Linked DNA regions of Homo sapiens: region 1 is linked to region 2. Evidence: chromatin loops called from intact Hi-C (ENCODE). Cell type or tissue: Caco-2. All regions are shown on one strand.

What was found. A loop is a pair of places that touch in the nucleus more often than their neighbours do. Peaks named below come from ENCODE experiments on the same cell type or tissue, not always from the same donor. Only the 100,000 strongest peaks of a DNase experiment are listed, where the experiment ranks them.
Region 1: a loop joins it to region 2, with 11 times the contacts of the local background. A loop is called at or near these places in 2 of 110 quality-filtered maps.

Annotation. Positions count from the first base shown.
Region 1 is chr6:119,257,564-119,265,563 of GRCh38, forward strand. The region is part of intron 5 of MAN1A1 (mannosidase alpha class 1A member 1); the gene reads right to left. Among named protein-coding and RNA genes, the nearest start is that of MAN1A1, 88 kb to the right of the region's middle. In Caco-2, no CTCF peak of the experiment used is centred here; a DNase peak (open chromatin) is centred at 3,698.
Region 2 is chr6:119,166,403-119,174,402 of GRCh38, forward strand. No RefSeq gene overlaps it. Among named protein-coding and RNA genes, the nearest start is that of FAM184A, 92 kb to the left of the region's middle. In Caco-2, no CTCF peak of the experiment used is centred here; a DNase peak (open chromatin) is centred at 7,529.

The DNA.
Region 1 (8,000 bases), 91 kb after region 2:
AATAATTAGGGTCCTTTAAAAAAATTTTCCTCAAGAAGAAAGTATATGCTTTTGTACACATAAATAAGTAGCGGGCTGGGAGCAAGGAAATAGTATGATAAAAGTTACATGTCCTTCTAATATGCATTCAATATGGAAGTTAAAAAAGGGAGAGGAAACCCAATGGCTATACAGCTCTAGTGCTTCAAACTATTCTTAAGTGTACCACATGTGTTATTGTAGGCTTTCTAATTACTAAAATACCTGCCCAAGAATGATAAATAATAATAAATTACAGCAAGAACACCACAGTAATCCAAGTCATTATACAGTGCCTAAAGCTACTCATTCTATCTCAATTTTAGGTTTAAAAAATGGGCAAATCGCCAACATGACATTTAGAAAAATATGCAGTATATAGTGAATAATGTTTACACTAAATATGACAAATAATTTCTGAAAATACATTTCACATCAAAAGGAAGACATATTTTAAAAAATATAATGCCTACTAAAGAGATGGGAATTATGAAAGCACACATACTCTATCTGGCTATGATTTCTAACTGAATTTATGGACTCCACTACATAGATGTTAATATGTGACATCATAGGGTTAAAATTGGGGATGTTCTATTTACTACTGCTTTCAGACATCAGAAATCATTAAAATATACAAAATCCAGGATTGGTGATCTTTGTTCAAGAAAAAGACAAAAGAAAAAATGATAGCCTCATCTGTGCATATACAGTTGGACCTTTGTATCTGTGGGTTCCACATCTGTGGTATCAACCAGTTGCAGATCAAAAATATTTGGAAAAAAATGTATGGTTGCATCTGTACTGAACACGTATAGACTTGTCATTATTCCTAAACTACACAGTATAACAACTATTTACATAGCAATGACATTATATTAGGTATTATAAGTAATCTAGAGATGATTTAAAGAATACAGGAGGATGTACTCATGTTATATGCAAATACTGTACCATTTTATATAAGGTACTTGAGCATCTGTGGATTTTGGTATCCTCAGGGGGTCCTGAAACCTACCCCCACAGATACCTAGGCATGACTGCATATCATAATTCCCTGACATATTTTAGTTATGAAGCATTCTACACTAGTGAATTTTTTTCCTGTTAACTGAACCTCATCTCTGAAGAGCATCAAAATATTTATAGTTTAATAATTTATATAAGTTTTAAAGACATGTTTATCTTTTTTTTATGATTCGGTGAAATGTAGAATGATCCTGCCTTTACTCAGCATCACCATCATATGCATACAGAGCTGGGACTAGGTGATGGAGTTTTCCATTATCACTTGAACAGTCTGTACGATCTTGAACGCTCACTTAACCTCCTTTCTGTGCCTCAGTTTCTAAATAAGTGAATAGAGAATAATCTTCCCAAATCACAAGATGGTTATAATTAAAGGAACAAGTGTTTTTTAAAAGAGCAACAATAGTTATTATTCTTGGCTATAAGATAGTGGTTTCCTCAGGAATAATAGAAGGATACTAGGCCTTTTGTCCACACACTAAATGGTCCAAAAGCTGCTGAGCTTTCATGTCTGCTTTCTATAGTCCTACTGCTTCTTTGAGTTACTAGCTATCAGTTCATTACAATGAGACTTCTCACTGTTGTATTCATTCTCCTTCTGAGTTGCTGACTCATTTTGTAAACAGTTACCTGCACAAGGATCTGATAAGTCAAATGTCCTTCCTCTATCTTACGGTGAAGGGCACAAGCTTCAGGACATGGTCCCTTTTTGTGTCACATGCCTGAATTTGAACAATTAAACTCTATAGGTATGAAAGAGCAATTAATTACCATATTATGTAGTAGTAATAGTTTGCAAATTTACAAAGTCAACTGAATACCTATGTATACAGGTTTTGTTTCTTTTAAAAAATGTAAAATGTAAGCTACTCATTTTTTCATTCTATTTAAGCAAATGTAAACCTATCCAGTACACACCTAATACCATTAGGCAGGTGGTTTGTTATTTCTGCATAATCCTCCTTTATCATATATTATACACTGATACCTTTAAATTGCCTTTGGGTACAGAGTATATAGTTTTATTTCAGCTGACAGATGAGCATTTTAAATTATCAAATGGTGACACTGCTGGACAGAAAATTTGGCATCAATGCAATTTTTGTCTTATGTTTGTGTCCCTCCAGGCAAGTTAATTAAACTCTTAGTCTCAGTTTCCTCATCTACAAAATGGAAAAACATATTTGTACACCTTGAAACTTAGAGAAGTTCTCTTTTTCCCCATGCCAATATTAAATTTTTATTTTCTTAAACAATGAATACATTCTCATTATTGAAAAATCACAAAATTAGACATAAAATATAGAATCTTATTAATCTTGTCTACCCAGAAATAACTATTAACATCTTAAGTGTCTAAATGGTATTGATTGCATTTTTTTAAAAAAAGATATTGTTCTATATATACTATTTCATAATGTTTTAAACCCATCCCTACCAATTTAATCTACATTGTATACAACATTCTATATCAGGGGTCAGCAAACATTTTCTATAGAGGGTTAGATAGTAAATATTTTAAGCTTTACTAGTCACATACTCTGTCTCACGTTTATTTTTAATAATCCTTTAAAATTTAACAACCCACTCACAGCTCTGGTAGTATAAAAACAGGTCTTGAGCCAATTTGGCCAAAGGGCTGTAGTTTGCTGACCCTTGTTTCCTATCACTGGATACATTTCTGTAACATCTTTTTAAAAATAGCTGTATCATACACTAGTTCTGGTATAATAAGGATACACCAGAACTTATTTAGCCAGTCTTCTATTAGTCAATATTTAGGTTTCCCTTGTTTTGATATTACAAACAGCTTAGAATGAACATCCCTGTACATACTTATTTGTATATATAACTATTTCCTCAGGTTAAATGTTTGAAAGTGCAATTTCTGGTCAGCATTCATTCAATTCATTCACTCACTCACTAACTATAGCTGTAGGGTCAAAGTAGCCATAGACAAAATGTGAATGAATGGGCTTGGCTATACTTTGCTAATCCCTGAATTTTGCTAATTTACTTGAAAGCATCTTTATCTTTTTTTCATTTAGAGGCTTTAACATATTTTCATATATCCCATTTCATGACAACACTGCATCTGTTTTTAATAGATCAGTGTTATATTCTTACAGTACTATAAACAACTCAATGAAACAATGCCCTGCCTTAATAACGATCATCATCAGAACATCAAAATGTCACATAACTCAGTATCTTTTTTATTAGAAGAGTTTTGAAAATATCAGACTGAAATAGTTTGGCAGGCAAATGCCTCTTTAGAATACAAACACAAATAATAACAAGAAACATAATTTATGTTGTCCATTGTAGCTACTCATGCACTATCTAAATGTCTTGTTTTTTTATTGTTTTTTTTTTTTTTTTTTTTGAGATGGAGTCTCGCTCTGTTGCCCAGGCTGGAGTGCAGTGGTGCGATCTCGGCTCACTGCAAGCTCCGCCTCCCAGGTTCATGCCATTCTTCTGCCTCAGCCACCTGAGCAGCTGGGACTACAGGCGCCTGCCACCATGCCCGGCTAATTTTTTTGTATTTTTAGTAGAGACGGGGTTTCACCGTGTTGGCCAGGATGGTCTCGATCTCCTGACCTCGTGATCCACCCGCCTCCACCTCCTAAAGTGCTGGGATTACAGGCGTGAGCCACTGCGCCCCGCCTATTGCTTTTTAAAGCTATTGCACACACGCACATATTTCAACATAGTTGAAACTTTCTAAATTACAAACTTTCAAAAAGGAATTGCTTGCATAATTGACCTTTTAAAAATGTTAATCCATTTATTCAACAAATATTTATTTAGTGCCTATGTACTTAGGCACCAAGTTGCACAAACACTTGGGATACGTAAGTAAACATGACAGCTGTGGTCAATGACTCATAATAACACTTGTTTTTGAAGTGTAACACTGGAAAAATGTGATACATAGGAAAAGGATCAAGTAATAACTTCCACTCCTCTTCAAAAAGAAAATGAAGACAAATACTATGAATACTCCACAAGGTAATCAGATAAATCCTCACCATCAACCTTACCACATACAATTGGCAAATTTAGAAAGAGAATAGCACAAAACTGTAAAGAAAGTTCATGGAAGTGTTTTTGAAGATCTTAAACTCAGTTTTAGATAAAACTGACTTTACCCAATATGATTTATGTACATTACATGTATATGTTTTCTTCTGAGACTGGCCAACATCCTGAAGGTTATTGTTCAGACAAGAATCATCCTAAGTAGTGAAGTAACTGATCTATTAGATTTGTTGAAAAGGACTAGTTCTAAAAGAAAGAGTGAGATAGCAGCATGTGTGTTTAAAAAAGATCCAAAGCTCTAAGTGGAAAAAACATAGGCGGGCAAGGGTTAAAAGGGAAATAACAGAAGTGATGGTGGATGGCAAGGCAAGGGTAAAAGGGAGTAACAGAAGTGATGGCAGATGGGTGGCAGTGCAGAGTCCCGTCCTGGGGCCAGGCACCAAACACCGGCTGTCTATAAAACCCACAGAATCAAGGTGCAAAAGAAATGGAGTCAAGCTGTTTCAGCACTAAACAAATACAGCAACACACTGTTTAAAAACTTAATGTCAATACTGAACATTTCATTTGCTATAAAATAGAGTAAAAGTGAGGTACTGTTACTCTGGCCCTAATTTTAGTCACTCCAAACCAGTACCATTGAGGGCAAATGGCTGATAACCATGGGAAAAAGAAACTATCTTATTTTACGCAGTGATAATAAAAACAAATAAACAATTCTGGTAAAGGTCAACATGGATCTTTAAGGAAATAAGATTTCAAAAGCCTGTTTAAAAAACTTCATTATATGGCTATTATAAAAAGTAAAAAAAAAAATAAATAAATAACAGAAGCTGGTGGGGTTGTGGAGAAAAAGGAATACTTACTCACTGCTGGTGGGAATGTAAATTTAGTTCAGCCATTGTGGAAAGTAGTTTGGTGATTTCTCAAAGAATTTAAAACAGAATTACCACTCAACCCAGCAATCCCAGTATTGGGTATATACCCAAAGGAATATAAATTGTTCTACCATAAGGACACATGCATGTATCTATTGTGCACTGTTCATAATAGCAAAGATACAGAATCAACCTAAATGCTCATCAGCAGTAGACTAGATAAAGAAAAGGTGGTACATAAACCATGGAATACTACACAGCCATAAAAAATGAGACCATGTCTGTGAAGGTTAATACTGAGTGTCAACTTGATTGGACTGAGGGATACAAAGTATAAATCCTGGGTGTGTCTGTGTGGGTGTTGCCAAAAGAGATTAACGTTTGAATCAGTGGGCTGGGGAAGGCAGATTCACCCTTACTCTGATGGGCACAATCTAATCAGCTTCCAGTGAATATAAAGTAGGCAGAAAAACGTGAAAAGGAGAGATGGGCTTAGCCTCCCAGCCTACATCTTTTTCCCGTGCTGGATGCTTCCTGCCCTCAAACATCAGACTTCAAGTTCTTCAGTTTGGGGACTTGGACTGGTTCTCCTTGCTCCTTATCTTGCAGACAGCCTATTGTGGGACCTTGTGATCGTGTAAGTTTTATATGTAAAAGGGGAGTTTATTAAGTATTAAGTTAATACTTATAGTTTATTAAATATTAACTTAATAATTATATTTTATTAAGTATTAATTTAATACTTACAGGATATATGTAGATCTACAGATATATAGTTCTGTCCCTCTAAGAGCGCCCTAACTAATACAATGTCCTTGCATCAACATGAATAAAGCTGGAGGCCATTATCCTAAGCAAACTAACACAGGAATAGAAAACCAAACACCGCATGTTCTCACTTGTAAGTGGGAGCTAAACATTGAGTACATATGGACACAAAGAAAGGAACCACAGACACCGGGGCCTTCTTGAGAGTGGTGGGTGTAAGAAGGGTGAGGACTGAAAAGTTACCTATTGGGTACTATGCTTATTACTTGTGTGAAAAAATAATCTGTTTACCTAACTTCCATGACACGCCATGTACCTACCTATATACCAAACCTGCACATGTATCTCTGAACCTAAAGTAAAAGTTAAAAATAAAGGTAACTCAATTATGCAGCCAGGGAGATTAAGCAAAATATAATACAGGAAAAAACAACAACAAACAAAATACAAAAAAAAGAATCTTTATTATATATTAATGATAGAAATTTGTGTCATACATTCTTCAGGGATTTTAAGAGGGCTCTTCTACCTGTTTTATTTAACAAGAGTTTTCCCAAATATAAATGAAACCTCGAATAGTTTAACACTCCATTTGATAAATACAACATTTGTAAGACTTCAAGAAGAAGCTTTACTATGATCTCCTATAGAAGAAATGTTTCCTTCAGTTCTTGACCCAGTAAATTAGAACATGCTTTCCTAAAGAGTGGTGACAGCCAAATCATGAGGTCTATTTTTTGTTTTTAGCTAACTTTTTAAAAAAGAATTCTGCTCATTGTAGAGAGAATGGTTTCATGGTAATAGGTCAGTGGTTCCCAAAATGTGGTCCTCAAGACAGGCAGCATCAGCATTATGGAGAAACTAAGAAATGCCAATTAACAGGCCCAACCCAGATTTACTGAATCAGAAGCTCTGAGAGCAGGGCTTATACATTTGTATTTTAACAAGCTCTCCTTGGGATTCTGATGTACACTACATTTGAGAACCACTGAACTAGGTTAACTCAGGTAATTCGAAAGGAATGGGAAATAAATTGATTGGAAACAATACTTTAATCAAAATATTTGTATAATACAAGTACTGTATTGTTCCTGCAGTGAACAAAGCAAAAATTGTTAATAATCTTTAGTCTGGCAAATAGCACATGAGATATTAAACCATGAGGTCCTGAATGTGCAGTTTAACAATCAACTCTCCATTTGCTGTTATATTTAAGAGTAAATAGGACAGCCAATTCCTGAACAAATGGCATGCCATCACTGCATAATTTTGTTTTTTATGTGCTTGCGGTTGTTGTTTAGGAGCTTATTTTACTGTTAAGTCATGTCTCTAAGTCATTTAAGAGCATTAGAATGAAAAGATATGGTCAAATTTATGAGGCCAAGAATGAACCTTGTGTGAGTACTTTACACCACATTGAGAATCTAATTATTGGTCCATAACACAGCATTTATTACTGTTTTCTCTTTTCATACAGACTATGTTGCAAATTGGCATACAATAGTATCCAGTTTTAAAGGGCCATTTATATGTAAAGTAGCTATTTTTATCTATTTGTGGTAGTTTATGGGTAAAATACCCTGTTTTAGCATAGGACTGGTGATAGGAGGTTAAAAACATTTTTAAGAAATGAAAACACCTTTCAACAGTGAAAGCTATGCCAATACTGTAGATTTGGAATAACATAATTGAGAAACATCTGTAAAATGAGGCCTGTCTTATTTTATGTACAACTTTCCTGAGATACATTTTGTACAACTTTCCTGAGATACATTTTGGACTTCTTTTAAGTGCCTTTTTTAAATTTTTTTTTTTTTTTTAAGACAAGGTCTCACTCTGTCACCCAGGCTAAAGTGCAGTGACACAATCATAGCTCACTGTAGCCTTGAAAGCCTAGGCTCCAGTGATCCTCCTACCTCAGCCTCTCAAGTAGCTGGGACTACAGGCATGCACCAATACACCCAGCTAATTTTTAATTTTTTTTGAGACATGGTCTTGTTTTGTTACCCAGGCTGGTCTCAAACTCCTGAGCCCAAGTGATCTTCCTGCCTTGGCCTCCAAAAGTTCTGGGATCATAGGCATGAGCCACTGAGCCTGGCCTCATTAAAATTCTTAATAGGGAAATCAACAGGATGGAAATATAAACTAGAGATGTATGTAAATATTTCTTGATGTCTAAACACTTCAGGAAACTTGAACATTTTAATAAAGTTTAATAAAAATTTTAAATAAATAAACATTTAAAAAAATTTCCTAAGGTCTTTC
Region 2 (8,000 bases):
GCAAAAGATTGGAAGGAAGGGGACCCCAGGATATGTCTTCTGTTCACTGTGCTTCTAGTGATGTCTCTGGCAATTGCTACATCTCCTTCATATTGTGCCTCCTATTGGACTACTGCTTCTCTCTGTCATCTCACTTTCTGCTGGGAAGCCCTCCATTGCATATCTATTAATAGTTCATGCTCTGCTTCCTATTTCTGGTCTGTGGTGACATCACCTCCACATTGTGTCTTTCCATCTCCTACCCCAGATAGAAGCATCCTGCTGTTGTTAATTTCAGTATTGTCATCAGAATTCATCATCCTTTGTGAGGCTTCTCAGCTCTCTCATCACAGGTATAACCAATTCCCTGTGTTAAATTTCTTCTTTTTGAGATAGAGTATTTTCTGTTTTCCTGGCTGATAACACCACTTGTAATGTCAAAGATAATGATTATGAAAGAACATGGGAGGCAGGACTAAACCAGGAAGAAGTCGAATCCCTGAATAGACCAATAACAAGTTCTGAAATTGAGGCAGTAATTAATAGCCTACCACCAAAAAATGCCCAAGACCAGACGAATTCGCAGCTGAATTCTACAAGAGGTACAAAGAAGAGCTGGTACCATTCTTTCTGAAAGTATTCCAAACAATTGAAAAGGAGGGACTCCTCTCTAATTCGTTTTATGAGGCCAGCATCATCCCAATACCAAAACCTGGCAGAGACACAACAAAAAAAGAAAATTTCAGGCCAATATGCCTGATGAACATGGATGTGAAAATCCTCAATAAAATACTGGCCAACCGAATCCAGCAGCACATCAAAAAGCTTATCCATCACGATCAGGTCAGTTTCATCCCTGGGATGCAAGGCTGGTTCAATATACACGAATTAATAAATGTAATCCATCACATAAACAGAACCAATGACAAAAACCACATGATTATTTCCATAGATGCAGAAAAAGCCTTTGATAAAATTCAACAGCCCTTCATGTTAAAAACTCTCAATAAACTAGGTATGGATGGAACAAATCTCAAAATAATAAGAGCTATTTATTATAAACCTGTAGCCAATATCATACTGAATGGGCAAAAGCTGGAAGCATTCCCTTTGAAAACCGGCACAAGACAAGGATGCCCTCTCTCACCACTCCTATTCAACATAGTATTAGAAGTTTTGACCAGAGCAATCAGGCAAGAGAAAGAAATAAAGGGAATTCAAATAGGAATAGAGGAAGTCAAATTGTCTCTGTTTGCAGATGACATGATTGTATATTTAGAAAACCCCATCATCTCAGCCCAAGTACTCCGTAAGCTGATAAGCAACTTCAGCAAAGTCTCAGGATACAAAATCAATGTGCAAAAATTACAGGCATTCCTATACATGAAGAATAGACAAGCAGAGAGCCAAATCATGAGTGAATTCTCATTCACAATTGCTACAAAGATAATTAAATACCTAGAAATACAACTTACAAGGGATGTTAAGGACTCTACAAGGAGAACTACAAACCACTGCTCAAGGAAATAAGAGAGGACACAAACAAATGGAAAAACATTCTATCCTCATGGATAGGAAGAATCAATATTGTGAAAATGGCCATACTGCTGAAAGTAATTTATAGATTCAATGCTATTCCCAAACTACCATTGACATTCTTCACAGAATTAGAAAAAACTACTTTAAATTTCATATGGAACCAAAAAGGAGCCCATAGAGCCAAGACAATCCTAAGCAAAAAGAACAAAGCAGGAGGCATCATGCTACCTGACTTCAAACTATACTACAAGGGTACAGTAACCATAACAGCATGGTACTAGTACCAAAACAGACATATAACAGCATGGTACTGGTACCAAAACATACATATAGACCAATGGAATAGAACAGAGGCCTCAGAAATAACACCACACATCTACAACCATCTGATCTTTGACAAACCTGACAAAAACAAGCAATGAGGAAGGGGTTCCCTACTTAATAAATGGTGCTGGGAAAACTGGCTAGCCATATGCAGAAAACTGAAACTTGACCCCTTTCTTACACCTTATACAAAAATTAACTCGAGATGGATTAAAGACTTAAATGTAAAACCCAAAACCATAAAGACCCTAGAAGAAAGCCTAGGTAATACCATTCAGGACATAGGCATGGGCAAATACTTCATGTGTAAAACACTAAAAGCAATGGTAACGAAAGCCAAAATTGACAAATGGGATCTAATTAAACTAAGGAGCTTCTTCACAGCAAAAGAAACTATCATCAGAGTGAACAGGCAACCTACAGAATGGGAGAAAATTTTTTGCAATCTACCCATCTTACAAAGGGCTAATATCCAGAATCTATAAGGAACTTAAACAAATTTACAAGAAAAAAAACCCATCAAAAATTGGGAAAAGGACATGAACAGACACTTCTCAAAAGAAGAAATTTATGTGGACAATAAACATGAAAAAAATCTCAACATCACCGATCGTCAGAAAAATGCCAATCTAAACCACAATGAGATACCATCTCACACTAGTCAGAATGGTGATTATTAAAAAGTCAAGAAATTGGCTGGGTGCAGCGGCTCATGCTTGTAATCCCACCACTTTGGGAGGTCAAGGAAGGTGGATCATCTGAGGTCAGGTGTTCGAGACCCACTTGGCCAACATGGTAAAACCTCGTCTCTACTAAAAGTACAAAAATTAGCCAGGAGTGGCGGCGGGTGCCTGTAATCCCAGCTACCCAGGAGGCGGAGGGAGGAGAATTGCTTGAACCCGAGAGATGGAGGTTGCAGTGAGCCGAGATTGTGCCACTGCACTCCAGCCTGGGTGACAAGAGCGAGACTCTGTCTCAAAAAACAAACAAACAAATGAACAAACACACACAAAAAAACAGTCAAGAAACAATAGATGCTGGCACGGCTGTGGAGAAATAGGAATGCTTTTATACTGTTGGTGGGAATGTAAATAAGTTCAACCATTGTCGAAGACAGTGTGGCAATTCCTCAAGGATCTAGAACCAGAAATACCATTTGACCCAGCAGTCCTATTACTGGGCATATACCCAAAGGAATATAAATCATACTATAAAGACACATGCACATATATGTTTACTACAGCACTACTTACAATAGCAAAGCCATGGAACCCACGCAAATGCCCATCAATGACAGACTGGATAAAGAAAATGTGGTACATATACACCACGGAATACTATGCAGCCATAAAAAGGATGAGTTCATGTCCTTTGCAGGGACATGGATGGAACTGGAAACCATCATCCTCAGCAAACTAACAGAGGAATAGAAAACCAAACACCACATGTTCTCACTAAGTGGGAATTGAACAATGAGAACACATGGACACAGGGATGGGAACATCACACACCAGGGCCTGTCAGGGGGTGGTGGGGTAAGAGGTGAGGGGAAGGAGGGCACTAGAACAAATACCTAATGCATGTGGGGCTTAAAATCTAGATAATGGGTTGATAGGTGCAGCAAACCACCATGGCACATGTATACCTATATAACAAGCCTGCATGTTCTGTACATGTATCCCGGAACTGAAAGTTAAAAAAAAAAAAAAAAAAAAAGAACACGGGAGGGATCCTCACCTTAATCTCTTCACTATATGCTGCCTGCTTCTCAGGGTTCTATCTAGGTATATTGGTATATTCTTAACCATCAGAGTCACAGAAAAAGGAAGGGGGTTTTTCTGACCCCATTTGAGATGTGGGGTCCATCAATAGTTTAGCCAGTGGTCTCAAGGGAGTTTCTCCTGTGTACCGGGGGAGTCACCAAGTGACCTCTGCCCAGTGGAGTATTAATTCTTGGATATCTACTTGGAATTACTTGGAGTAGTAATTCTTGGAGTAGTAGTTCTTGAATATCCATCTCAGGAGGAGAAATACAATTTCATTGCCAAGTGGATTATTTTCCTACTTCCAACTTTTTATAGAAATATTGCAGGCAAAAATGTAACATATATTTGTAGGATGGGAGAGGAGTAGCAATGTCTCATTTTTCCCTTTACACCTTTTACCCTAATGTAGAATAAAACATTTATTTTAGAGAGTATTTAAGATTCGTTTTAAGCAGAATATCCTCTACAGTTAATCAATAGATAAAGAATCTTTAGAAGTCTTTGCCTGGACGTGCTGAAACTTCTATTTAAAGAATGAGCTGTGTACGTGAGCCAAGAATGCTTTTTTGGTTTGGCAGTCTTTATCTAATCTTTGGGAGAGGTTAAAAGCGCAGATACACAATGTGGAAATTTTGAAACTTCCCCTTAATGCAATCATCATTGTTTGAAGAGGACCAAAAAGAAGAAAGCAATCTATCGTATATTTTTTAAAGCAGCAAAATAAATTCAAGAGCTTGTTAAAATTCTTTTTAATTGTGGCTTTGACATACTATATGGTTTTTTTAAAATCTAGTGTTTAAAGAAATCCTGTATATTGGTTTATAATGGTGACAAAAGTCACTTTCAGATTTTCAGGGACTGATTAATCTCTCTGAGATCCTTTGTTTTTCTCCCTCTCTGTTCTTTGATCATTATGTCAGCACCTCCTCTGGAGGTAGAGATAAGAAGATAAGGTGGATGATGGCGAAATCGTAATCAATCATTTCGTTTCTGTTAGAATGGTTGAAGAAAAGTCAGCTTGGAACAACAAAGTGAACTTATTTGAAAAAAATGTAGCAATACAATTATTAATGGATTTGCTTTAGCCCTAGAATCCTTGGTCCTATTACTAGAGAGGATTACAGAAAGGTTGCAGTCACTACAGAGAAGTTCTTTATTATTTACATCACTCACAGTGCTCTTCAAGTGTTCCATTGAACAGAAGAAGCCAGCCCTGGATGTGTGGGCATGCCAATTTAGGCATCGATAATGGCTCAAACAAACAAACAAACAAACAAACAAAAACATCCCCTGACTCCCCTACCCTCAAACCAAAAACAAACAAGACAAACTCTAGCGGAATTGAGAATATCTGATATGTCTGTTGATCTCAAGGATAGTGAATAGTTCACAAGCAATGACAAGGAAAGAATATAGCTTGGACTCTTGTGGGTTTTCCCTAAGACAGTTGGTATATTTTGAACATACTAAAATATGAGAAAACCATCCTACTTTTGGTAAGTTTGTTTTGAAATTGTAGTGATGCAATTTTTCTAATGGCAGCTTATACTTAGGTGTCTCACAGTTAAGGTAAACACCAGATTTTTCACTAAAAATAGAATCTGTATTCAACTTTGTAGATAGAAGTATCACTTTGAGTTAGTAGGGCTTAGCAGGGCTGTGTTCTGTTGCAGGCAAACTTAAGATGAAAATCGTGGATGTTTTTGAACAGGAGTTTGAGACTCACTTTTTCTTCATTTCTTAACAATTTGTTCACTCTTCACCAAATGTTCACTGAGTGCCTCCTATGTGAAGAATGGAAGGGTAAACTTGGGTTGAAAACAAATGTGTTCCAGATGCTATATCAAATCCAGTATTTATATTAGCAAATAAGCCATGATGCCCTCCTTTTTAAATTTTAAAAATTCTATTTTTTGCATACTTGCCTTTTTTCCTAGTCAAGACTTGCAAGAAGCAAGTCTAATTTGCTTACTGCTAAATTCCCCAGGACCTATGACAGTATCTGAAATATTCTGGTTACTTAAGAAATATTTGTGGAATGAATGAATGAATGAAAACCAGTAATGACAATATAGTGTGACACATGAATAGGAGTTTGCACAAAGTCCTTTGGAGTCCCATAAGAAGCAAGAACAAATTGGAATGAGAAGCAGACTGGTCACAGACATATAAATTGAGACTCAAAAGGAGGAATAGACATTTTCCAAGAAGTGGAAGGAGGTAGACCAGGAAGGCCTTTTCAGGGATAATACAGAAAAGTGAAGGCCAGCAGGAGTGAGGCATATGGGGGGAAGGAAGTGGACTATGGGTACTTTGTTCAACAGTGTTAGCCTCTCTTCAGAAGCTAACAGCCTTATTCTTGTGTGGGGAGTGCCAGAAGAAAAGGTAAGTGTTAGTTGCATATAATTTACATCTCCACTGCTACAGAAACCAAGAGCTTTTTTTGTTTGTTTGTTTTGTTTTTGTTGGGGGGGAATAGGTAAGTAGACTCTCAATCAAAATCACCTTTACATTTTTCTTTGAAAGTGATCAGTTTTAAGTCACTGTAAGTAATTTTCAAACATATAAGCTGATTTTGGAAGCAATGCTGGTTCTTTCAGAAGAGTTATTTCAGTAAGCCTTCCTAGTTCATAAAATTGATTTTGTTGGTTTCCAAAGCTACTGTGGGTTGAAAATAAAACTGACTTTCAATCTAGAAGGAGTTCTTAGCTGTTGTAGACACTGTCTTATTTTCATTGGATTGTTTGAATACACAAATAACACAATTGATAATAGTGCAACAACCATGCAGCTTGATCCCCATTTCTTCTACAAATGCTAAAAAAACCCCACAAACCAAAAAATAAAACTCTATTGGCTCGCTAACAAAAAAATAAGTGGAAAAATGTCCAATTAGTTCATGATGCAGGTGTGAAGAAAAAGAGCTGGCTATTTCTGTCTTCTCATGTCAGAAAAGAGCTGAACTTTGACCTTAGAAGATGAGTAATAACATGTGTTTGAAGCAGTCTGATTGAAGGAAGGCATCCAAAAAAGCCTAGGGTTATTGGAAACGGCAAGTAAAATAATAACAAATGTGTTGTCATAACAAAACAAGCTGGAGGCTTCCCAAGGTAGAGGAAAGATGATTATTTTATAGAATGCAAAAGCTGAAAGAAGGGGCTGGAACTCATGGATTGAAGGCATGAGCTAAGACCTTTTACATATATTAGTTTTTTAATTCTCTGGAAAGTAGATATGATCCCTCCCATTTTATGGATGAGAACACTAAGGTTTTGATGTCTTATAATTTGGGTGTGGTGGTCTCTAGTCTATGCATGGAAATATTCTAGGCATGTGTACTGCTGTTTCTTGCTCAGGTATCCACAAGAGATGTCATGCAATGCACAGCCTAGCTGTTAGGCCTGGGCTGATCACTCCTCTTATTTTACAGATTAAGGAAAGGGAGATGTGAAGAGTAAGTGCTTGTTCCAAATCACGCAGGGAGTTAATGACACCAGCTAAGGTTAGGAACCCTTGTCTGGATTCTTAGTGAGGTCAGCTTCCCATTGGTCCACTGCACCTACTTTCTACCCCTTCTGTATACTGCGTCGTATACAGAAAAGAGACTTAGGCTTAATGTATTTTAATGGGGGCATTAAAAATATATTTTTGCAACTCCCTGCCATGATTATATAAGTCACAAAGTTATCAATTTGACAAAAGCAAGATAGAGACGGAATGTGGATAGCTGAGAGGCACTTAGGGTTTATTTAACCAGTGAGGTTTATTTAACCAGTGAAGTGCAGTATTGAAAGGCAGAGTGGTAAAGAGGTTTTGCACAGGAAGGAAGAGATTTAGTTTGCTTCTCCTTCAGTCACTTATTAAATAGAGAGCCTTGGGTCATAACAAGCCAAAGCTGTCACATACATGAAAGGGAACCAATAGCATCGTGCCTCCCTCAAGAAGTTGTAATGGAACCTCCCATCCTGGTTCAGCGAGGTGATTGTGTTTCTATTTTCCACAGAGAATGCCAAGAGTTGGAAAGTCAGGAATAAAGTTCCCAAAGATTTTGTGAATGGGAATCATTCATTTGTTTCTCCTAGGAGAGTTAAACAAAACAAAACAAAACAAAAATCTCTCAGGTGCCAATGATTTTGGAAAATACTGTTTGAAAAGCAGTACATTTTATGACCCTGTTTGCAGAATTGTGAATTAGTAAGTGCTTGTAGCCTAAGGCCAAAATATCCCAGTATGTGTAAAAGTTTTTAGAAACTATACATCTATCACTGTTTTCTAACGTTTCACGGTAATTTGCATTCACTGGGGAATTAAATGGATCTGTGATACACATTTAATTTATTCTGTCGGTAATGGCATGTTTTAAGGGGACTCAAAGTAATCATAATAATGGCA